Regions from separate parts of the Homo sapiens genome. Here region 2 is linked to region 1. Evidence: read pairs that join two places in POLR2A ChIA-PET (ENCODE). Cell type or tissue: Caco-2. All regions are shown on one strand.

Evidence for each region. Peaks named below come from ENCODE experiments on the same cell type or tissue, not always from the same donor. Only the 100,000 strongest peaks of a DNase experiment are listed, where the experiment ranks them.
Region 2: POLR2A ChIA-PET joins it to region 1 with 15 read pairs; 2 of 35 experiments call an interaction of 5 or more read pairs at or near these places.

The regions. Positions count from the first base shown.
Region 1 is chr17:82,000,022-82,002,521 of GRCh38, reverse strand. All of the region lies in intron 7 of ASPSCR1 (ASPSCR1 tether for SLC2A4, UBX domain containing), which reads right to left. Among named protein-coding and RNA genes, the nearest start is that of CENPX, 22 kb to the left of the region's middle. RefSeq lists an enhancer at 814-1,461. In Caco-2, no CTCF peak of the experiment used is centred here; no DNase peak of the experiment used is centred here.
Region 2 is chr17:82,225,628-82,228,127 of GRCh38, reverse strand. It overlaps a transcript of SLC16A3 not described here. Among named protein-coding and RNA genes, the nearest start is that of SLC16A3, 2.2 kb to the left of the region's middle. RefSeq lists silencers at 1-30, 2,487-2,500. In Caco-2, no CTCF peak of the experiment used is centred here; no DNase peak of the experiment used is centred here.

The sequences.
Region 1 (2,500 bases):
GCACTTTGGGAGGCCGATGCAAGTGGATCACCTGAGGTCAGGAGTGCGAGACCAGCCTGACCAACATGGCAAAACCCCTTCTCTACAAAGAACACAGAAATTACAGGTGGCAGACACCTGTAATCAATCCCAGCTACTCGGGAGGCTGAGGCAGAAAAATTACTTGAACTGGGAGGGGAAGGTTGCAGTGAGCCGAGATCGTGCCATTGTACTCCAGCCTGGGTGACAGCGCGAGACTGTCTCAAAAAAATAAATAAAATAAAATAAAATGAAAATGAAAAGATGAAAATATAAAGCATGAGGTACTCATAAGAAAAAAAAATCACTTTTTAATTTTAAAAAGAAAAATACTTTAGAAGATGAAAAGAGGCCAGGTGCAGTGGCTCACACCTGCAGTCCCAGCTACTCGGGAGGCTGAGATGGAAGGTCATGACTGCTGTGAGCCGTAATTGTGCCCCTGCACTCCTGCCTGGGCAAGAGAGCGAGACTGTGTCTCAAAAAAAAAAAAAAAAAAAAAAGGAAAAAGAAAAAAAAAAGAAAAGAAAAATAAGAACAGGATTCAGGACTGCTGCAGCCTGGGCTGACCATGAGCCCGTCTGGAGCTGGGCACGTTACGGTGTGGCAGGCGTGTGTCACTGTGGATAAAGCGCACCAACACCCCCGGACAGGCAGGAAAAGCAGTTTGGTGAGGGGGGTCATCCGCAGGGCAGAGTCTGGAGGCTGCTCCTGGGGGAGCCCGGGAAGGGCTGACGGGGCCCCTGACCTGAGTTCCTGGAACAATCCCAACCAGGGGATCTTGGGCCCAACGGGGAGGAGAGTCCAGGCCAGAAGGGGCCAGTGGGGTCTGCGCCCTGCAGCAGCCGACTCGCCCAGTACGGAGCCCCACACTCCCAGTTCTCCCCACAGCCCCAGTGGCGAGCATCCACCCCCTACCCCCCGGGGTTCCTCACCAAAACACAAGCGCCTGTCAGTCACCAGGCTTCTAAACAGCCGGGACTCAGCCAGCCACCTGCAAAGTCGCTGAGCCATCTGCCAGCCACGCTTGGTGGCCATTCCAATCAAGGCCACAGGCTGTGCCCCTAGGGACAGCCTCAGAGCCCAGGGTTGTCCTCAGACACCCATGAGGCATAGCAGGGACCTGGGCCACCCTGGCCACTGACTGTGCTGGCCGCAGGGATGGGAGTCTGCACCGCGTCGGATGTGGGGGCTCCTGTCTAGCCCGGCGTCAGGGTCCAGGGGCAGGAGCCCCTGGCCCAATACCTACTGCCCAGGGTCAACAGCACCTGCCCTGCCAGGCACACGGGGGTCCCAGGCAGGGTGTATTCACCACGCCCAGTGCATGACCCGCTCCAGGCCCAGCCTCCTCCCCGCTGGTTTACCCCCAAAACCCTGGGACAGGCTCCTCCCCGCCCCACGAGTCCCACACCGGCTGTCAGCCACAGAGGGCCGGGTGTGAGCAGGGGTGCTGAGGAAACCCCAGGCCCCGGCTCCAGGAGCAAGGTTCACCCCCGAGGCGGGAGGGGCAGGCAGGGCAGCAGCCGCCAGCCCGTGCGGGCAGACCCAGCCTTTGATCAGGAGCGGCCCTCGTGCCAGCTGCCGGGAGGCCGAGTTGTGGGGGGCGTCTGCTGGGACTGGCGTCCCAGCCCAGCACAGGGCTGCAGGGCAGCCTCCCAGCCAGTGGAGGCACTTCAAAGACAGGGCCAGGGGGCGCCGGGCAGCCCCAGCCTCTCCCAGCGCCCGGTTCTGATCGCCAGTAAAACTACCTTCTAATAATTAATGCCTGACATCAAAGGCAGGAACCGCCCGGGTCTGTGAACCACCCCGGGTCTCGGCCGAGGACCTGCCTGTATTTTATCCTGTCTCTTCCTTCTGACTCTTTATTTAAGTCCAAAAACCACACACAGGCAAAACATTAATGGGAAACTTGGAAACTCTTTTTGCTTACTAAAGTGTACCTTTGAAGTTCCCCAAAAAAGTTCTGTTTTGTTCCCTTCTCCCCTCCCCCCATCACTGAAAGGGACCCAGCAGCGGCATGTGGCCCCGGGCCCTCTGCGTGTGCGGCTGGCGGCGATGGGAGGCGCGGGGCAGGCAGGACGCCCTCCATCAATCAGCTGCCCAAGTCCCAGATCAAAGGCCCTCAGCACGCCATGCAGGCCAGGCACACGCTCCCTCCCCTGGACCCCTCCTGCCAGCCAAGACCCCACCCCAACAGCGCCTCCCGACGGGCGAGCACGGGCGGGCACTACTCTGGGCTGCGAGCCCCATGCTCCACGCCCCACGCTCTGCAGACAAGACCCGCCCTGGTCACGGAGGGAAGGGGCTGAGGCCCACGCCTCTAGAATGGGGGAACATGACAGCCACTGTGTCTCTCACACTGAGGGGTCCCCACAAGAGCAGGCCTAGAGGGGGTCAGCCCCTGCTCACCCGGAGCACACGGGTCGAGGGGCACGAGCGCTTCATGGGGACTCAGGTGTCACAGTGCAGAGTTTGGCAGAGTTCC
Region 2 (2,500 bases), 230 kb before region 1:
GGCCACCCTGCCAGGGCCACAGGAATGCTTTAACTGGCCCCTCCCGGACCCGGGGGCTTCGGGGACCGAGGCACTGGTAAGCCCGTGCCTTCACACACAAAGGAGGCAGGGGGTATCAATGGAGGACCCCTCCAGAGGGCAAGGGGAGGCCACCCCTGACAGTGAGGCCGTGTGGGCCTTGGCTCTCCATCTGCAGCCCAGCCTTGCGGGACATCAGGTCCAGTAAGGCCGCCTGTTCTTTCTATGTAATGTTACAAGCCCACCCTCCCGCTGGCATTCACAGAGGCTGGGTCTGGCCCTCACCCCTACCTGGGGCCCAACCACCCCCATCCCCAAACATCAAGATGAGGGCACGTGCCTGTGAGCAGAACACAGGCCTGTGGCAAGTGGTGAGGGGGCCTCCAACTTCACAGATGAAGACTCTACTTAGTTGGCCCGTGCTGCTCCCGCCCAGGGCAGGTGGTGCTCCCGCCCAGGGCAGGTGGTGCTCCCGCCCAGGGCAGGTGGTGCTCCCGCCCAGGGCAGGTGGTGCTCCCGCCCAGGGCAGGTGGTGCTCCCATCTTCCTGCACCAGGCGATTCATCAGTTTCTGAGGAGGGAGAGCAGCAGAGGGGTGCGAGGCACCGTGGACAGCTGCGGGAATGGGTCCCCTATGGGGTATTGCCTGCCGGGGAGGCGAGGGTACCGTGCTCCCCATCCCAGATTGTTGAGTCACCAGGCCTGCCAGCTGGGCTTGGGGCCCCCACTGAAGCCACCGAGACACCTTCCACATCTGCCTACAGCTTGGCCCTGATCCCTGAACCCTGAACCCCCACCGTAGAGCAGCAACAGGGGGAGGGAGACAGAGCCAGAGAGCCTGGGACCTCACTGCCCCCTCCTGCCTCCTGAAGGACAAAGGGGCGCCCCTGCCAGGGCCAGGTTTTCTCCCAGCTGGGAAGACGCCCAGTCATCCCTCCAGGGGTCCCAGGGAGCACCTGTGGTTTGGTTCTGACCCCCAGGCCTGGCCCCCTCTTAGGCATGGCTTCCCCTGGGTGTGGGCCCCAGGACTGTCCACCCAGAGCTGGGGTGGAGCCTCCCTGCCCTCAGAGGGGAGGGGAGCAGGCAGGCCAGTCAGCACTGGCTCCCAGCAGAGAGGTCAAGTCTGTGGGCTTTGACTGGGGGGACTGGAAGACCACAGAGTGGTCACAGTGATGTGATGGCTGCTGGGGGCTGGGGCTGGGGGCCTGCCAGGTTGTTACCCAGAGGAAACAGGCAGCGCAGCTATCAAGCAGGCCACTTGGGACAGCTCACCCGGAGCCTGGACAGAACAGGACGCTGTGGGGTGGGGCCAGAGCCTCCGAGACCCTGGGCCCCTCTCCGAGGATTCTGGCACTCCGGTAGCATGAGGTACCCCTGACCTCCAAGTGCTCAGCTTTTAGAAAGGCCCAGCAGTTGGTGGCGGGGGGCATTCCAGGCCTGGCACCAGGGCCCAGGTGGCCAGGCTCCATCTGACACAGGGCTCCAGGGGCACCTGGGCACGGAATACCACTTTGGTTTCGGGTAAGATGCCTTCTGGGGGTCATGCCCCTCCCTCAACAACCCTGGATGTGTCAGAGACAGCGATGGTGCAGGGGAGAGGCACTTCTGGCCATGGTGCGATCCCCTGGCCCGCTGGGGGTCTGGAGCTGCGGGAAGGGGTGGGAAAGGCCACGTGTGTCCGCATCTCTGCACCCCACTCTGGGTGGTGTTGGGAGCACCCACCCCACACCTGGCTCCAACGCTTGCTCCCCCACAGTGGCCCTGGGTCAGACCCCAGGCCCAGGCCGCCCTTTTCTGCAGGAAAGGAGGTGGGGGTGTGGACAGGTGGCACCATCCCTGGCCAGTGAGCAGCTTCACAGGACGCCCCCCTCTGACCCCACAGCCCCCAGTCTTGACTTCTCCCCCAGACCCAGGTGCCTCCACCTGCCCCTGGCTGCCCCAACTTCCTTTTGTTCCCAGTTCCAGCTACAGGGCCCTCCAGGCCCTGGAATGTCCTCCTAGGGGCCTGGCCCCCAGGTCCTTCCCACCCTGCTCCCTGGCAGGCTTAAGCTCCCTGGGGTGCGCAGTCCCACCTTTTCCAAGAGCAACCTTTGTGGGAGGGGGGCGGGCAGGAAGGGGAGGCTGGGATCTGCTTCCTCCCCATGGGCTGCCCCGAGAGTCCCTACCTCTGTGTCCTGAAATGACTTAGGAAATGCGGAGAGGCTTTTCTCCAAGGGTCACCACAGCCGCTGCCCCAGGGAGGGTGGCAGAACAGGCCCCCGGACCTATCAGGGCCAGATCTCAGGTCCCAGGGAACCTTCCAGGGTCGGGGGAGCCACACAGCCCACATCCTGCGTCCTTGGGAACCCCGCACACCATTTTCCAGATCCCAGCAGGGCCACCCCGTCCTGACCCAGTCTTGGCCGTACCACCCAGCACCAGTTGCCGCCCCATGGACAGGACTGGGGCCAGGACTGGCCGGGTCAGGGGAAGAAAGCCGAGTC